2 separate regions of the Homo sapiens genome follow, and region 1 is linked to region 2. Evidence: chromatin loops called from intact Hi-C (ENCODE). Cell type or tissue: PC-9. All regions are shown on one strand. Links, peaks and the distances in the headings refer to the core of each region. The heading gives the core; the rest is flanking DNA.

Region 1 (5,393 bases), core at 189-5,188, 120 kb before region 2:
GAGAAGAGGGTTGAGGGAATGCTCAAATTGGTAGTTGGCTTGGTAGAAGTATGAGTACCTGGGACACCATTTGCAGTTTAAGTGTCTGAAGTGAACGAGCCTTAACCTGTGGGATCTGTGCTAACTTTAGCTAATTAATGTCAGGATTAAACTGAATGGTTGGACAACCAGTTGGTTTCTGAGAATTGGTTGTTAGTGTAGAAAAACCACATTTGTGTTAAAAAAAAATCCTGCATGGCATGCTTCTTCTGTTTTTTCGGTGTTGCTATGTGTCCTTTCATTCATTCAATAGGACATTCAGTCATATTCCACTTTTATGCCTTTTATATTTGCTATTATTTACATGGATTTGGTGTAGGCAGAGAAGATAATAGCATGTGCTCTGAACATCCTTAAATCCAAAATTGATTTTTACTCAGTATACTTTGGTATAATTTGATATCTTCTTAATGAAATATATTTGTAAGTTACTTGTATAAATCAATGATTGAAACAAGTAATTACTTGTATAAGGAAAATGATACCAAATTTTTGTCACCTTAGTCTTATGCTAAGTACCATCATTCTGCTTTAGCTGAAATTCTCATTATGAATTACATTTTGGCTCATTTTCTAGTGTTAAGTAAAGATAAATTAATGGCAAATATGATTTTTTAACTTTATTTTTTTGCCAGGTAAAACAATAGCAAAGTAACATTTTAGCACTCTTCAAAAGTAGTTGGTGTCACAGATACTTGGAAAAGAACCTAAAGACTACCTAGAAAGTTCTCATACAAGGGGTTTGAACAGTGATGAACTGTATCTAGATAAATCCTTATTTTCTTTAGTCATTGGGAAAATATACCAATATAATCTATTTCTTGGAGAAGCCAAGAGTCCAAAGATTGGGTGTATTGTTATCTATGAGATATATTGTTGCAGGTTAGTGCTAACACCCTAACCGATATGGCCTAATGTGGAAAGGAAAGTGAAAACATTGTAGAAGAGAAATAAGTACAGCCTAAGGCTCTGTGAGAGGCACACTCTCCCTATCAGCACACCAGCTTCCAGCCTCATTCATTTCTGTCTTATATATTACAGATGTTCAAAAACATATGTACATACAAAATACATACAGGAAATTTGCCAGAATATGCACACGTAAGATTCAAGACTGGGTTTTAATCTGAAATACTGCATTTTTAAAATCTGGAATTCTGGAAATACTGTGTGTGTGTATGTGTTTCTTACATGAAAGAAATTTCCAAGGGATTATGAACACACACACACACACGCACACACAATTTCTGTACTTGTGAGAAAGTCATATGAGTGTATAATGCTTATTTAAAGGCAACAAAATTCATTTTGAATTCATATTTTTAATCTCAATTCTTAAAATTAAGCATATTTTAAATACTTTGAAACAAATTTCTCCCTGCATTTAAGGTAATTATTTTTGACTATATGCATGTAGGTGGCCAAAAATTGCCTGCTTTTTTTTTTTTTGGAGATGGAGTTTCACTGTTGTTGCCCAGGCTGGAGTGCAATGGTACGATCGCCGCTCACCACCTCTGCCTCCTGGGTTCAAGCAATTCTCCTGCCTTAGCCTCCTGAGTACCTGGGATTACAGGCATGCACCACCACACTTGGCTAATTTTGTATTTTTAGTAGAGACAGGGTTTCTCCATGTTGGTCAGTCTGGTCCCAAGCTCCCAACCTCAGGTGATCCGCCAGCCTCGGCCTCCCAAAGTACTGGGATTACAGGCCTGAGCCACCAATCCCGGCCCCGTTTTTGTTTTTTGTTTGTTTTTGTTTTTGTTTGTTTGTTTGTTTTGAGACAGAGTCTAGCTCTGTTGCCCAGGCTGGAGCGCAGTGATGCAATCTTGGATCTTGGCTCACTGCAACTTCTGCCTGTCAGGTTCAAGCGATTCTCCTGCCTCAGTCTCCCAGGTTGCTGGGATTACAGGTGCACGCCACCACACCCAGCTAATTTTTGTATTTTTAGTAGAGACGGTGTTTCACTGTGTTGGCCAAGCTGGTTTCGAACTCTTGACCTCGTGATCCGCCCGCCTTGGCCTCCCAAAGTGCTGGGATTACAAGCGTGAGCCACCATGCCCGGTCCCTTTTTTTTGTTTTTTATAGACTTTAATACAATGCATTAAGTTTGCCAGACATTCCATTCCTCCTAATTGTGAAGCTTCTTGATGAAGAGGGAGTGTTGGGGCATGGGGTATTCTTTGAAATTTTTTAATAAGTATTGACAAATTATTTCAAATATAATCTTACGGAGCAGTGTTTCATCTATAGATATAAAAATAGATCTATTTGGCTTGCTATTGTCATGTTAATATTTCCTTATATTTTATTTCAACTGCTAAAACAATATGACTAATCAAATAATATTCTATCTTAACTTAGACATTGAGCACTGGGCTCAGGCTATGCCTATAAATCACACACACAATTGACCTTTTAGAGATCAGGTCCTATTGATGTGAGATATCTTATGAATAATATTTTATATTAATAAAATAGTTAACTAGAAACTGACATCAGCTTTATACATCAACATAAGCAAAATAACAAATATGTTTGAAATCTACATATTTTGTAACTTTTAATTAGTGTTCCAAATCCTTAAGCCTTGCAGAAAACATTCATCTCTGATAAGAGTATTTCCCACCAAGTTAATTTATCCAAATTAAGGTAATCTCTTTTCCTATTTTCTTTTACTTGACCAGTTTGGTATTTACAGATTTCTAGGGTATTAACCTCTCAAGTTTCCATGTAGAGAATGTACTTCCTTTCTGCTGAAACAATGGACCTCATGACTCAGTGTTTGCTTTGATCCTGAGTTTGATTTTATCTAGATCTTGCCGCTAGTATTGTTTTGATTAATGATGTGACAGTGCAGAGATTCATTCTCACCATTATTCCTGTTTACTTTCCTCATGTTAAAGTATCTGAGTATAGAAAATCTGTAGAGAAAGAAATTGCGAAAATTAAGAATTTTAGTAAGAGCTCTAGAGCTGTATATCCAGCTTCCTACTCAACACCACCTGGATGTCTAATAGGCTCCATAGACTTCACATGTCCAAAGAGATCTTCTGATTCTCCAGCCCCACAACACTACATGCAACTGAAACCAATAACAGAAAACCTCCACATCCCCTGTGTTTCTTCAGCTCAGTACATGGCATCATCGGCCACCTACTCCTCAATCTCAAATTTCATTAAACAACTCTGATTCTTCTCTCTCTCTTATTTGTAACATGCAGCCCATTAGTAAATTAACTGACTCTTTGCCAAAGCACATTATTCTGACAGCCATTACACCAGTCTGAGTCACTATCACCTCCAGCTTGGATTATTACAATAGCCTACTAGCAGTCTCCTTACAGTGTTTCATAATCTAGCTCTTGCCTACCACTCTGACTTTATTTACTATTAATAGATTCTATTTTTTAGAGTAGTTTTAGGCTCACAGCAACATTGAGTGTAAGATACAGAGATTTCCTATATAGCCCCTGCCTCTACACATGCATACCCTTCTCATTATCAACATCCTTCACCAGAATGATGAACCTGCACTAATGCATTATTATCACCCAGAGCCACAGTTTACATTAGGGTTCACTTTTGTGTTGTAAATTCTGTGGGTTTGGACAAATTTATGATAACATGTATCCAATATCGTAGTATCATGCAGAGTAGTTTCACTGCCCTAAAAATCACTCTTTTACATTGTATTATGCCTCTTTTTTCCTCATACCTCAGCCGCACTCACCTTTGGTCTTTTCCTCTAACTTGGTAAACCCCTTCTTGCTTTGAGGACTTTGTACCTGTTTTTTTGGCCTGGAGTGATTGTCATATTGTCACAAAGTCAGATTCTTCCCTCTATTTACATCTCAGCTTAAATTTCATCTCCTCACAGACCATACTGACCACATAATCTAAAACAGTGTTTTCAGTCACTAAATATTCCCTTGCTTTGTTTTTATCTTAATAGAATATGTCTAACACATATTTTCTTGTTTATCACCTATAAGTTAAAAAAAAAAAAGAGGTGCTTTGTTTTGTTTTATACCATATTCCCCAAGTCAGAAGAGGCCCCAAGTCAGAAGAGGTATGTGGTGGGTGTCCAGCGAATGAATTATTAAATAGATAATAATAACATCCTGGAATCTATGGTCCTAGTGTGCTGAAGCTTGTGATTTATACTTCACAATCTATGGAAACCTTCTACCCTCTCTCTCCCCTAGTGACTATTTTGCCTTTTTTCTCTCTCATTTTCCCTTTTCCTTCTTACTGCATCTATACTTCACATTTCTCTTTACACAGCTTCTTCCTCACTCTACTTCACTATCATTCCTACTCTTCTTCTCACTCTTTGCCCCAAACTGGACATAAAATGTGCCTGATAATTCTTTTAAAAATATTTATTTTACTTGTTGAATAAATCTTTCATTTCCTTGTTCTTAATTTAAACAGCACATGAGCTGAATGTTTTATGTTTCTCTAAGAAAAAGCTATATACATTTTTTTTATTACTTCTGTATGTTGGTGATCCTGGAAAGATGGGGAAAATCTTCCCTACTCCTGCTTCTGTTCTGTTTTAAAGGTTCAAAGTCAGTGTGGCGATTCCTCAGGGATCTAGAACTAGAAATACCATTTGACCCAGCCATCCCATTACTGGGTATATACCCAAAGGAGTATAAATCATGCTGTTATAAAGACACATGCACACGTATGTTTATTGCGGCATTATTCACAATAGCAAAGACTTGGAACCAACCCAAATGTCCAACAATGATAGACTGGATTAAGAAAATGTGGCACATATACACCATGGAATACTATGCAGCCATAAAAAATGATCAGTTCATGTCCTTTGTAGGGACATGGATGAAATTGGAAATCATCATTCTCAGTAAACTATCGCAAGAACAAAAAACCAAAACCGCATATTCTCACTCATAGATGGGAATTGAACAATGAGAACACATGGACACAGGAAGGGGAACATCACACTCTGGGGACTGTTGTGGGTTGCAGGGAAGTGGGGAGGGATAGCATTGGGAGATATTCCTAATGCTAGATGACGAGTTAGTGGGTGCAGTGCACCAGCATGGCACATGTATACATATGTAACTAACCTGCACATTGTGCACAAGTACCCTAAAACTTGAAGTATAATAGTAATAAATTAATTAATTAATTAAAAAAAAGGTTCAAAGTCTTTTGAACGGCTGTAAGTCTGGAGTTTTACTGGAAGAGAATCGTTCTCAGGAAGAAGAGGTACTTAATGAACATTGAAAGTAATCTAGAAATCAACTTCCCACTCTCCTCTCCCTTTCTGGGGTCCACTTCCTAGGGCTAACTACCTGAGACATGAGGATGAGAAGCTGGAG
Region 2 (5,393 bases), core at 67-5,066:
ATTCACTAATATTCATGTAATATTAGTATGGAACCTATTAAAGGGCATTTGGTCACACATACCAAACATGCAAAGACTATGAATGACTATTATATATGAGCTAATGTTAGTTTTTCACAATGGAATGTGAGAGCCCAAGATAGATAATTAGACATTATAGCAGGAGGAGGTGACTGGAGCATTGTCTTACCAAATAACTGATATTTATGTCAACATGATAAAGTTATGAGCACATTTGTGCTCACAGCCAAATAATTAGAATTTCAATCAATGTAGCAATCTTGGAGCTACCGATTAAAAAATTATTTGGGAGTAAGGCCGAAAGAACTATAATATGCACATAATGATACCTTCATTAAAGGAAACTTGCTTTCTTTCTTTCAAACACTGCATATGTAATTAAATTTAAAATTCATTGACTCATTCATTTAGTCATTCATTGAACGACAGTGAGCAAAATGATAGAAACCTCTGAACTTATAAGGAAAACAGTAAGACATATAATATGTACTGAACGTCAGGTAGAGAAAAATAAGGGAGGAGGAAAAGTGAAAAGCAGATAGTTTACAATTAAAATAGGGCATCAAGAGGGTTGACATTCAGTAGACAAAGAAGGACTAAGCCATGCAGACTTCTGGGGGAACAGTGCTCTGGGGACAGCGAATTCAAAGGCTTTCAGTGGGAAGAGGCCTGACATGCTTCAGGAAAGGCACACTGGCCACTGGTGCTGTGGGAGAATTGAGGAGACCCAGAGGTCCGAGGGGCAAAGGGAGGCCATGTGGTGTAGTGACTGGCGGACCACTTTAAAGACTTTAGCTTTCACCATGAAATGCGGGAGCACGTTATCGTCATGAAAAGTAGCAGATGAGAAGCAAGTCAGCTGGAGGGAAGGATTGCTGTGAGAGCTGCAGAACATGGCTGGTTACTCTGTTTTTCTTCTATTGGAAAGCTTGAGCAGAATTATTCTTATTGATCCCAAGCCCATTTTCATGTAAGTGAGTGAAAAAAGGAAAGCAGGGTCCAGTCGAGAGGCTTGAGTTCTGTTCCCAGCCAGGATGCTGATACGCGTCTCCTCCTTCCCTGCAGGCCCAGCATCCTCTGGCTCCTCCTTTATCTTTAGACAGCAGAATGGTAGGTGTGGGTGGACTTAATCTCCTTCCTCTTGTGGCTTTTTGGTATTTATTTTTTCAATTAATTAATTTTTAAGTTGACAAATAAAAATTGCATATATTTATCAGGCACAACATATTGTTTTGAAATATGTACACATTGTGGAATGGCTAAATCAAGCCAATTACCATATGTATGACCTCACATAATTATTTTTTGTGGTGAAAACAGTTAAAAAATCTCCTTTCTTACCATTTTTTGATATACCAAGGTAACGAATGCTGCTTATGCATCTTTAAATTTACATAGCACTACAATGCATTAATACCCAGTGAACTGCAAAAAATATATATATATATATATATATATATATATATATATATATATACACACACACACACTTACAGTGGTATTATTAGTCACCAAAATGGAGAGGGGAAACTACAATTGTGGGAATGTGCAAGTGTTCTAATTAAGGCAATATTAACCCAGATAAGCACTTAATACCTGTCCTCTCAAATTCTCAAATGCCTTACAGCTCTGGAATGCCCATTGTGAAACAAAACAGTGCACAGTATTTCCTAAATTCTCACACACACTTCATTTTCTGACTTGGCTGGGAAACGAGAAAATCTGGCCATGGGCAATGTGCCCTCCTTCCCTTGTCTGACCCAAACATAAAGCAGTTACATCTACTGGCAGGCTAGCTGTGGCCTTTGCCCTTTCCTCTAAAGTGCCCAGTTGAGGATTGACTTCAACAAGATCCAGTGCTGACAGCAACCCTGTACTATGTATTTCCCCAGTAATATAGATGCCTTCTTGAAAGGTCAGTCCCCCTACAATAGGGATTCCTGCAGCTGGAGCCAGTGTACAGTCAAATACATCAATATCAAAACTCAGATGGACAGACCTTTGTCTTTTGCCAATCAGCAGATCAAATTTCTGTTGCATGACCTCCTGGGTGCCAAATGGATTGATGTCTCTCACGGAAAAATACTAGATATCATTGTTCTTTTAAAAAAATGTTCCAGAGGGTCCATGTCTCCTAGATCAGAATACGCTATACTTGGGGAGGAGATACAAGGTTTGTCCAGGGAAATCCTGGAAGTTCTGGTACCTTTCCCTGTAGTTCTGTGAGGAGAAATGAAACTGATAGTCCATGGAGATTTCCTGATGAAGTGGTAAGGGGTGTACTGATGTCTTCTGGGCATCAACCCAAGTGACACAAAGGTCTGGGCAGTTCCAGGCATGACCACTAATGGTACTAATTGCCAGGCTGGGGTCTCCTCTCACCGTGACGCAGCTGTAGCCAGACAACACTGCTCTGCTAACCAACTCAGCCAGTTGCTGGTTGGCTGGGCCACTGAGCACAGATTCACTGTAGGGTTGTTGAAGAGCTCATCTGTGGGGACTGGAGTAAAACTAAACTTTTCAAAGTCTTTCAGGCAGCAGCCCAAATTGGAGACCCTTTTCATCAATCCAATTTTTCTTCTGGCAGCTGGACCATGTTCCACTCCTTTTCTTTTCTGTCCCTACAAGAACGGGGCTCCTATCACAACCAGACTTCTTCAGGATAGAATGCACTTGCGTCTGGAGGAGACAAGTTCCTTAGGGACTTGACTGGCAGTGTGGGGAATCACTGGGATAGAGGCAGAGCTCAGTGCAGCTGGAAGCTTCCAGTCTCAGCAATTTTCAAGAATACAATATATTGTTATTAACTATAGTGGCCATAATTTTTAAATTCTGACTTCCCACACACAAACACTAACAGACAGCAGGCAAATATACCAGGCAAGTCAAATTTCTCAACCCAGACACATTTAGCAGATTTTATTTTAATGAAACAGAATTTTTAAAGAGATTTTATACTTCATTAAAGTTGATTTACTATGCACTTTCGCTCCCTCTGCTGGTTGTGAAGACTGTGGAAAACCACAATACATTGCCCTGCCAGTAGACTTAGAGAGCAACCTGACATCGTGTAGCCTTGAATGGTTAATCTAGAGAAGGAATGAAGTCAAGCAAGCTGTACCACTGACACAGGGACATCTCACTCTCTGCCCTGGCCATGATGGAGCTGTGAGGGATCATGCACTGCAGCCCCTATTGTGCAGATGAGGAGGGTGAATTCCAGAGATTCGAGGCCTTCCTCAGCTCCAGATCCATGTGTAATTTAGGGCCCAGGGCCAGGACTCTTGTGTGTAACTTGGAGACATGTTCCTAGTGCTTGTAAACTTCACGGACAGAACTTCATGGATAAGTGAGATTGAGCTGTTACTGAAGAGTTAATGTAGCTTTAGATGCAGCACCCCTTTCTTGTGAGCTGATTGCAAGTGTCAGGTATCAACTGGTGGGAGGCGCTTATCTCAAATCCTTAACAGACAGAAAACGTTCATTTCTTCATGTGATAGAACAACAGTAAAATTCCAGCTTAAAGTTGTTACAGCTTACTTTCTGACCTCATTAAATGACTACTCTGCTTGGATTTTTAAAATGTGGTTTCATAAATTAAACACTGAGTCTTAAAACCTTCCTTGAGTTTTAATGCCTTTCCTTTGTGAAACCATGAGGGAATCCACCACCAACAAAGCATTTTTTCCCATGTTCCTGTGCGTGCCTGGTGTCACCTGGGGTCTATGCCAAGTCAAACAAAAGAAGTTTGGAAATAGTTTGTGAAGAAATTAACTTGTATACTTAAGTATATTTAAGTAGGTCAAACATCTCCTTCTCCCCCACATTCCATGACTAATGTCCCAAATAAAAGTATATTCATTTTACATGCACCACATTTCCCAGAAAAAAGCAGCAAATGCAAGACATTTATCTGTCAGGGTGAATGCACAAGGTTCTGCTCATTTTTGCAGGAGGCAGGGAGCTGGAGGAGCTGCTGTCACCATCCTCTGACTCTCAGATGACATAGGAGTTGTTTGGTGCAGATGTTAGAGGAGAACAAAATGCCTGGACCTTGTCTCTTGAGAATGCCGTGGCTATAGGACTGAAGAAGTTGGACTTGTAGTTTGGCCTTCCTCTTTGTATGACAGTTATTTATGCACTATTCTTTTTGCCTTTTTTGATTATAAGTTCATTAAAGGCTGATACAATGTCTTATTGCTTATAGCATCTAGCATGTACTAGTTGCTAAAAAGAGGTTTGTTAAATAAAGATTTATATGCTAGCTTCTGAATAAATGTTTGTTAAGTGAAAAACTTTTAAAAGGTAATTCATTTGTGACTTTTTCAAAGCATTTCCAAACTACTGCCTGGACACCATTCTCACTTAATGTGATGAATTAGAAAAGCATCCAAATTGTTTATCCCTTTAACAATATTTTTTATCAGTGAGTTGCAAAACTGTTTCTTAAAACGTATTTCTAGGTAAGTAATTTCTGAAAGGCTCCAACCATTAAGATTTAGTATGAGGGAGGAGGGATAGCATTAGGAGATATATCTAATGCTAAATGACGAGTTAATGGGTAGAGCACACCAACATGGCACATGTATAACTATGTAACAAACCTGCACATTGTGCACATGTACCCTAAAATTTAAAGTATAATTAAAAAAAAAGATTTAGTGTGTGATCATTATTAGTATAAATTTTTGAAAAGAAAAATCGATTTGCTACACATTTAACACTAAAGAACTAATATACACAATGTGTGGAGAGCTGTATGAAATTTTGAAGCAAATGTTAGATCTAATTCCTCTTAAAAGAAAGAATCATGTTTAATTGATAGAATACAGCACTTTCATGGTTCTCTAGCAAGTCAAAGGGCTTGTCCATTTTCTTGACATTGTATTTACTTAAATGAGTTTATCTAAAGGGAGAAAGCAAGGTTACAGGCAGCTTAGAACAATGTAGTAATTGTCACTAATTAAGTGCCCTCAGCTGTGTCTATACTGGGCCACTGTTTACTTGCTTTGTACATACTCAGCTGCAGGTAGCCACACTAAAAATTCCTCCACTTGTTATCACCCCTTGCTGTTTTAATTTTTATGTGGTGAAATATTGACAAACATGTCATGCTTGACTCTCACACTTTTTCTATGAATGGGTAAATTAAGGATACAACTATTATCTCTTATTCTGAATTTTCTATCTAGAAGGTAGTGCAGGGTAGATGGATGTTGGCACTTGCTCGTGAGCTGGACTGATTAAATGATTCTGAAAAATAGAAATTCAGAATGATTGTTCTTGGAATGGTGCTACACTAGTATCCATCCATCAACATACTCTCAAACATGCTCTTTATAACCATTACAAGCAATTCCCAAAGCTGGCTG

What was found. Hi-C counts contacts between places; a loop is a spot of excess contacts. Peaks named below come from ENCODE experiments on the same cell type or tissue, not always from the same donor. Only the 100,000 strongest peaks of a DNase experiment are listed, where the experiment ranks them.
Region 1: it touches region 2 in a loop (9-fold over the local background); 4 of 110 quality-filtered maps call a loop at or near these places.

Annotation. Positions count from the first base shown.
Region 1 is chr6:100,294,855-100,300,247 of GRCh38, reverse strand. No RefSeq gene overlaps it. Among named protein-coding and RNA genes, the nearest start is that of SIM1-AS1, 96 kb to the left of the region's middle. In PC-9, for the core only: no CTCF peak of the experiment used is centred there; DNase peaks (open chromatin) are centred at 2,827 and 3,297; H3K4me3 peaks cover 1,359 bases; H3K27ac peaks cover 4,553 bases.
Region 2 is chr6:100,174,494-100,179,886 of GRCh38, reverse strand. It overlaps the pseudogene ARG2P1. Among named protein-coding and RNA genes, the nearest start is that of MCHR2, 180 kb to the right of the region's middle. In PC-9, for the core only: a CTCF peak has its summit at 3,005 (motif pointing left); DNase peaks (open chromatin) are centred at 3,096 and 3,766; H3K4me3 peaks cover 255 bases; H3K27ac peaks cover 1,767 bases.